Linked DNA regions of Homo sapiens: region 1 is linked to region 2. A link is a contact called in ENCODE Hi-C or POLR2A ChIA-PET data. All regions are on one chromosome and are shown on one strand. The core of a region is the stretch at or near the end of the contact, and the rest is flanking DNA. Distances in the headings are between cores, read along the strand shown.

The links. A loop is a pair of places that touch in the nucleus more often than their neighbours do. ChIA-PET counts read pairs that join two places held with the same protein, here RNA polymerase II (POLR2A). Pooled maps may share reads with other maps.
Region 1: a map of PC-3 shows a loop between it and region 2 (4-fold over the local background). The contact joins two enhancer-like sites. A Hi-C loop is called at or near these places in 9 of 168 maps with a recorded cell type or tissue (GM12878, HCT116, K562 and 6 more), 17 of 37 single-sample maps with no recorded cell type and 15 of 50 pooled maps. POLR2A ChIA-PET finds 5 or more read pairs at or near these places in 1 of 52 experiments (H1).

Annotation. Positions count from the first base shown.
Region 1 is chr1:119,740,963-119,745,114 of GRCh38, reverse strand. PHGDH (phosphoglycerate dehydrogenase) reads right to left here. Exons shown (of 12, transcript NM_006623.4): 10 at 3,218-3,348; 11 at 2,071-2,308; 12 at 900-1,229. The coding sequence ends at 1,075. Among named protein-coding and RNA genes, the nearest start is that of HMGCS2, 26 kb to the left of the region's middle. Within about 2 kb of position 2,679, at least 7 of the 41 ENCODE cell types and tissues checked have a DNase peak (open chromatin) inside an H3K27ac peak, as active enhancers do.
Region 2 is chr1:119,616,724-119,620,849 of GRCh38, reverse strand. ZNF697 (zinc finger protein 697) reads left to right here. Exons shown (of 3, transcript NM_001080470.2): 3 at 1-1,473. Among named protein-coding and RNA genes, the nearest start is that of LINC00622, 19 kb to the right of the region's middle. RefSeq lists a silencer at 3,218-3,418. Within about 2 kb of position 2,314, at least 2 of the 41 ENCODE cell types and tissues checked have a DNase peak (open chromatin) inside an H3K27ac peak, as active enhancers do.

The DNA of each region.
Region 1 (4,152 bases), core at 1,430-3,929, 120 kb before region 2:
TTCACTGCAGACACTAACACAGCCCTTACTGCTGGAGTTCTTATTGATGCTTAGCTCCATCACAAAACTAAGGAGGCCAGAGTGCTGGACTCGCCCCTGCCAGTGCCAAGCAGCTGCCCTGTGTCAAGCCTTCTTAGCCAGGCCAGGAATCTCAGAAACAGACACTACTGGGCACACAGTAAGAATGGATCATCCCTTATTAATGGGGAAAAAAATTCCCTGAAGTGAATCTTTTGGGTAGAGTGCCGTTCAGCTGTATTTTGCATGAAAATCATCTTTCAAAAAAAAGTGACATGTTCACCAACCCACACTGACCTTGCTTTGTGAACTTGCCAAATAGTCTCATACCCCCATAATTTTACACTTTCTTTCCCTTATGAAATCCTTCTAAACATCTCCTGAGACACCAATATCCTCAGCTCAAATTACTTCCTCCTTTGGACTCTAGAGAATTTCCTATACACCTCTGTTGTAGCATCACTCACTGCTTCCAGTCACCTCTGCATGCTCTGTCCCTCCCACCAGACTTCTATGGAAAAAGGGTCAGGTTTGAATTCTCCTCTTAAAGTAAAGCACCTAGCCCAGTGCCTGGTACATAATGCTGGGCTTGTGTGTTGAATCTTACTTATTAACGTGCATGTATATTCCCAGATGGAAGGGGTCTGAAATACCGTAGCACTGTGAAATACATTGAGCTTTGCTCCTGTAAAAGTGCCTCTGAGTAACCTTCGGCAGACAAGAGAGGGATCACCTTCAAAGAACTCAACCAAGCCATTTGCTCATCCCCATCTTCCCCCACACCCGCTCCGCTCCCGCAGTCTAAACCAAACCCTACGTCTGCCTTTGGACGCCCTCTGGTGGCGCTTTAGGATAATGACCACACAAAAGTGCAGAAGGAGTTGGGGGTAGGCTCTTTATTAGACGGTTATTGCTGTACTACAGGGTCAGAGTGCAGTGTAAGCAGTGTCAGAGGCCCGCGTTCAGCCCAAGAATGTGGATTTTCTCTCCCTATTGATCACAGTGGGTGGGTTTCTTCAGAAAAGCCCCAGAGGCAGGGACCAGTGAGCTCCAAGGTTAGAAGTGGAACTGGAAGGCTTCAGTCACATGCTGCTTCCACGCTTCCAGGCTGGGCAGCAAGGAGGAGATGCCCATGACGTGCCAGGTCTCCCCATCTGACACCAGTGAAGTCTGGTAGGACAGCAGCCGCACGCCTGCCTCTGCCAGGAGGCCTGGAAATAGAAGAAACTCCTGGTTGGCACAGGGGATAGGGGAAAAAGGAGCGAGGGATTGGGAGCAGAATCAGAAGTTCAAAGCTTTTGTGATCAAAGGTGCAATGAGCGGATGATGGTCTCAGAATCAAAGAGCTGAGATGGGAGAGCAACAGGGCATCTGCTCAGCTTCCATGGATATTCCTGACTCTCTGGGAACACCATGACCATCAGCTGTAGCTCTTGACTTTCTGATTGCCAGTTTTATCCAGCCAACAGCAAGGGAGAAAAGCAGGGAAGTTCCCTTGGGCAGCCAGAAAGAATGGTGAAATTAGGCCCTTCAGGGTTTGAAGGCACACCCTCCGCCAAACATGGACGTGTGCCAAAACCCCTAGCAGCCCAAGCCCCAGCTGACTGGGGCAGGTCCAAGACGCCTACCATGGCTGGAGGCTTTGTAGGTTTTGCTGCAGCTGGGCTGGCCACCAGGGACAGCCACAGGGCCAGCAGGTAGGAGTAAGAAACCTGCACTCAATGTCCCTGAGCTCCTGGGCTATGGCTCCACAAGCTGGTCCAGTGTACCTAACATGGCAAGCTGAGGATCCACAGCTGGGCAGGAATAGAGGCTATGGCCCCACCCCTGCCATGCTGCTCTGTGACCCTGGATAAGGCACTTTCCCTCTTTGAACTGAGTATCCACTCCCTGAAGGTTCTGAAAACTGGCATCAGACCCTCTGTATGGTGCAGATCCAGAGACACCCTGGGACATGAAGAGGGGCTAAAGGAAGGTGGGTAGAGTTCAATTCCAGGGCAGACCCCACCCCAGCCTCAAGGACACCAGCCAGCCCTACAGGGCCCTCCTCACCAATCATGGTAGGCAGCATTGCAGGGTCAGAGGTCTGAGTCCGGAATAGGAGCAGGGGCAGGTCCCTGCGGAGAGGCACTTCTGGCCTGAAGACAGCTCCATTGAGCCCCTGCAGTACAGGCGTAGTGCCTTGGACCAAGCCCACAGCCTGGTAAGGGGCGCCTGCCAGGGCCACGGCCAGGAGGCATTCCCCGAAGCCTTGCTCCCCTGGTGCAGCAGGGCTGTGGGAGGTGGTGACCTGTGTGGAGAAGGCAAGGTGACTGTTACACCTCCTGGCTGCACCACGTCCACCCTCCTCTCTTGGCCAAATCACCCATTGGTAGGATGTAGGGCTCCAGCCTGGATAATGTGCTCAGTAATTCAGGACCAGAAGGGAGAGGGCAAATGGGCCAAGCTGTGTGCCCTTCGGCATCAGCTTCCTGGAACAGCCAATGATCTCCTTAAAGGGAGGGCAAAGAGATCTGCCAGGCACAGGCGAAGGCTTGGAGGAAAACAGGGAGGAAAGAAAAGCAGGGAGGCAGGGCTGTGAGGAGACTCCACTCTGGCCCCTCCTGCTCTGACACAGCCTCCTGCACGGCATCAGTGGCATGACTGGCATGCAGGAGTGGAGGGGAGCAGAGGGGTGAGGACATGGCAGCTCTACTGCCTATCCCTTCTGCCAGCTCCCACTGGCTGAGCAACAGGCTTTGAAACAGACTTTGATCTAAACAGGGAACCAGAGGGGAAGGCGCCAACGGGAAGCCGTGCAAGGCAGCAGGGCTCCTAGAGCTTGCAAGTGAATCAAGAACCCGGGTGCTACGGCATGAGGAGCCCTGAGGGGAGTTAGGCAGAGTCAAACATGGCCTGGCAGCCATGTCGGGCAGAGTCAAACACACTAGCTCGTCATTTTCTTTGGCTGTGAAATGGGGACACTTCTACTGCCTCCATTCCCACAGCACTCATACACAAAGCAGTGCCATTAGCAACACTCGGGGCCAGGCAGTATCTTCATTTTGCAGTTGAAGAAACTGCAGCTACCCCTCACAGGTAGACAGGCCGATGCAAGGCTGGGACCTAGGCCTCCGCTCAGAGAACGGGCTCTGGAAATGTGGGGGAGAAGACTAGTGCTGACAGGGATGGGGAGGCAGCGTGGGGGAGAGGGGCGCACATTGAGGCCAGCCTCTTTCACCAGCAGCTTAGCGTTCACCAAGTTCACATCCGCCTGCTTGGAAGCCTCTTTCAGGAGGCCGACAATGACTGCGGGGCTTAGGCAGTTCCCAGCATTCTTCAGGGATGTTCCTGGGGACAGAGAGAAGCTACCATGAGGTCACTGTTTGTTGAGCACTACAGGAGGGGGCAGGAAGCCACTGGCACCTAGCTCTGGACTATGGGCTCCTCGCTGCCCTGGGGACCCCAAAGGCAGCTTGCTCCAGGCAGGTCCACTCGCCCTTCAGTGGGCTCAGAAGAGGCATAATCTGGGCCCAAGCCAGGAAACCCAGGATGTTTTAACCACCCTGAGAAACTCCTCTCCAAAACTCAGCTCAACTCCACTCCGCTCCCCAACCCTGCACCTGGCTTGGCCATCCTGGCCTACCTATTATTCTCCCAGGGGACACAGGAAAATTCCCTACTCTTACCCCTTCCTGGCACTCAGAGCCTTGCCAGCCTCAGGAAATCAAAGCAGAAAGAAGTAACCGAAGCAACTGCTGCCCAGCTCCCTGCCTTGTTTCCTTCGGCGCTTGGACACCCAGGCCAGTGGGACCCCCTGGCTCTGCCCTTCCCTGGTATTGTCAATGCCTAGGGTTTAGCTGCCCTCTCCCTGCAATCTCTGCCCAACTGTGAGACACCCAAGAGTCCATGGGGAAAGATACACGTCTACAGGGTTAAGGAAACTGGAGCCCTCCTTGGTCACTCAACCACATCCGCACAGTACTGGATCCACTGCAAAGGTGGCCACAGCCCACTCAGCAGCCCGAGGGGTGGTCAGAGGGCACTGTTCTCATTCCCACTCCACGGCTGAGCAAACTCTCTCTCGAGGGCTGTCAGACGGCCCAAGGTACCACCTTAGTAAGTTACAGAGCACAAAGTGTCCTCACCGCTCCT
Region 2 (4,126 bases), core at 1,065-3,564:
TCTGTGGATGCTAGTAATTTATACTTGATCAGTTGTATTCTAGTAAAGAACCTCTTTGGGGACTGTAGGAAAGCATGTTTTTGTGGTTATAAAAACACTTAAAAATCCTGATAATTCTGGGCTTGTATAATGCCTGTTGATCTTGCCCTCTTAATCAGTTTATTGTTATTCACAAATGCAAATAGGTTTTCAAACTACAGACAGTTTTGAAAGACATTAATTCTCATTTTCTTCTAGTCAGGAGTAATACAAGCAAACAAGTGTCCGTTTTGAATTCTGATTTGTAATCTGAATACTAAACATATTAGACCCACCTGAAAATAATATAGCCAATTTCTAGGTAATCTTACTGCTTTGTGGGTTTCTTTCCATGTACATCTACCTCTTCCAGCTGTTTTAAGTTTTCTCAAGTCTGTGCCTATGAAATCTCATCCAACTTTTGATTATTCATGGATTGATTATCCGCTTTTTTTTTGCTTTTTTGCTGCCATTGCTATGCCTGGTCTCGTCTGCATCAAATATACTACATATCAGCAACTTTAGAGAATGGGTTCAACAGGGAGTGGAGAGTGAAGCTAATGTAAAATAGTTTAGTGGCAGTGGGAATCTTTGGACTTCATTTACCTCTCTCATTATTTCTATTACCATGGATAAAAAAGTCAGCTGCTACGTTGATATCCCTTCTATGAGCACATTCTTAGCAGAAGAAAACAATCCAACTACCAACACCCGACTCTATTGGTGCATTTAAAATGTGATTCCATTTTTTCTTACAATTCTTCAGGGAACTTACCTGCATTAAGTGAGGTTAAATGCATTCAGGAGGTTGTTTGTTTCTTCTATCTAGTTTTAGAATAATATTTCTTCGGCAAACCCTGCTAACTGCGGTTCACCCTTGAAAACGTTAATCTGAGGACTTTTTCCACCAACTCATTAATGATGGTGGAAGCAAGTGTATTATTTGTTTCCTGGAGAATTTGATGAAGAGCAGTCTTCCTCTGCTGCCCTTTACTAAGCAAAACCTGGAGCAATTTAAATAGGCTAAATGGTTTTGATTAAATCTTGAGCTCCGAGTTGGAAGGAGAAAATGAGAAGTTAACCCCTTGAGCCATGTGGTCTCTTTACAATCAAGAGACTGTACATATGTGAAAAAATACAAATTAAGGACCTGTGTTCATAGACAATCTAAACTGTGTTTCTGAAGTTTGTGCACATTTTTCTTCACTGTAATGTTATTTTACAGCTGTTTGTTAAAATAGTGAATAATTTAATGATCCTAAAAGTAACAGGTTTCGTGTGAGTGTGCTTGTATACGTGAGATTTGCCTTATTTTCAGGTTGTTTTATTTAACGATGGTTCCTTGGACAGCATTCTGGTGTTCAGCAACCAATATGGAATATTTGTCATTAAATCCATATCAGTCTTTTACCATGTCATTCTTCTTTGCCACACATTAAATGTCACTCAGCTCTATCTATGGAAGCTATGTTCTTGTAGAACAAGGGTTGACAAACTACTAAATCTGCCCTGCATATTTTTGTACATAAAGTTGCATTAGAATACAGTCATACCCATACAGGCACATTTGCATATTATCTGTGCTACTTCACCCTGAATTTGCCGTGAGTGGGCCTCTGCCCACATTCCAATTAGAAAAACTGTACCTGGTCAACCTGGAATTCTTGAGGTTTGATTAGTTTAAGCTACAGATTTTTTTAACCTTGGAGAGCTTTTTGGATTGTTTGCCTTTTAAATGAAGAGAGCAATTAATTGGAGTGAGGCCTAAGTTCCTGTAGTTTTATAGAAACTCCCCAGGTGATTTTAATGAGCAAACAGGGTTGAGAACTCTGTAGGACCAATTAGAGACCCCCCATTCTTTCTTGGGAATTACAGTAAGTATAATAATACATAAGGCTCAAATCCTCTCCTCCGCTGGGGGGTATGGAGGCAAAGGGCAGTGCAAGGTGCATCAGGCTTTGTCTGCTCCTGGTAGGCCTCCTGTCACACAACTGCTCCAAATAGTGAAGACAATATCATAAGTAAGAGCCAGGAAAAGTGCTTGTCTTGGCTGTCCATCAGATGACAATGGAATAGGTGTGGAAGGCTGCTGCTGGCCTTCACCGTCTTCACCACTCATAGTCAGCCTTCCTCCGCTCCTCTCAGATCTTTATTCCCCCAACTCAGCTCACAACAAAGCAAAACCCCAGGCATGACTCCTTTTCTCAGCTGCCCTTGGCAATCACATAATTTCCATCCTCTCTGCCCCTGGTGGGAGGGGAGGAGCACACCTGGCCAGCCTCCAGCATGAATTGCCTAGTGCTTGCTCCTCTGTCTCCCTATCACAGCTGCAAGTACCCTGTAGATTGTAGTTTTCTGCTGCTAGACTGGTTTCAAGGTCATCTCTGCTAACCCAAAGCACATTCCAATGGGTTTCAGTTTCTTGCTGCTCCTGTGGGATCCAGGGCACTGTTCACAATGCTGTCTGCATCCAGCTGGCGCCCTGTCTCATTCCAGCAGCTGGGAATGCTCAGCTTTGGAAGCCAATGAGGTGGGTGGCAAGGTGTTCCATATACCATGTTGCCCTGTGTTTTTAAGGAGGTTGAAAAAGGTGTCAGTGTACGTGCAATGTTTAAATTGGCATTCCCACACACGTATTTGAAGGATTTCCAACCTGAGTAAAGAACTGCCAGACGCCAGTTCCTGGAGACCAGGGATTCACTGGAAGCAGTTCCATGCATTCTTTTTATTCACTGAAGACACTCCACTGAGATGCTTTTCTGAAAGCATCAAGGGCTGAGGTAGGGAGTGGTTCTGCCTGGGTGTTCTGATACCATCTGTGTATGACTGGCCTTCCCCAGGCCCCAAGGCTGTGACTCATTAAGAGCAGAGACCCTGAGAAGTTCACCCCTCAGCTGAGTGGGCAAGTGCCAGGCATAGTGCTCAATGCTAGAGAGACAGATATGAGAGAGGTAGAGATGCTTACACATTCCAACACCATTTAAAGGTGAAGGTGAAGGCCTATTTTGTTTTCTGCCTGCCCAACCTGCTTGGGCGAATTATTTTGCCAACTATAAGTCTGACTTTAAGGATTTGGCCCCTGGGGCTGCAAGGGATGGGAGGTGGACCGGGGGGAACTTCATGTCAAGGCTTCACATGTTATGCTAGGGCAAGATGATACATTCAGCAAAGGCTCAGCATTAAGCAGATTCTCTGCCAAGGACTCTGCAACTATAAGTCAGAGTCCCCACCACTGCTGCAAATCAGGCAATGCCCACTTTAGCTGGCTTTGTTGGGTGAGGGAAGGGACAGTGTGTAACCTTGGAAAAGCTAGTTCACTTTGTCAAGGGGCTGGAAAAGGATCTGGCTAGACTTTTCTCTTGTCAAGTATAGCATTAGCGAATGTCTGAAATGAGGGTCACTTCAAGGTTTTAGCTGAAGTAGTTCTGCCGATTTCTGTGTTGAAGTTAATAGAGTTGGTAGAAATCACAGACATGACTTCACAGCCTGAGATTCACTGGACTGCCACAGCCACTGCTGAGTGTTGCTGCAGCCTAGACCAAGCCCTATAGGTATTCTTGATCTTGCTCCCATCTGTGCAGTGGAAAGATGCGGGTATGAGGTGTGGGGAAATCAAACCAAAGGACAAACATGAAGGCTCTTGTAAGATTCAGGAGCTTGTGTGAATGTTAGGAAGCAAGGTGGTTACCAGGTGGTTGTGCCCAGTGCTGCAGAGAAGGGGCTGCTGAGGGGTGTCCTAAAGTCTTGTGTCATAGCTCCTGGGAGCCTAGAAGGAGGAGAGAGGCAGTTGCTGTGCATATGGACTGTGTCTTCTGGGATTTCCAGCTCCTGGGGCAGGGTGATGAGGGAGTGAGAAGGCATGGCCTCCCTTTCTTGAGAACAGGAAGAAAGAAGGAACTAGTTCTGCTTCTCCTTTGAGGGTGTGCTGTGCGTGGAGTGTGCAGGGCAGAGCTTTGGCATTAACTGGCAGTGGACTTGAGCAAGGCATGACTTTTCTGGGTTTCTGATTCCTTTTCAGTAGGCACTGTCTCTATTGGTCCTGCCCATTTTAATTTCTAGTGATTGTCAAAGAATTAATTTTAAAACCTTCTTGGGAAACATCTATAGC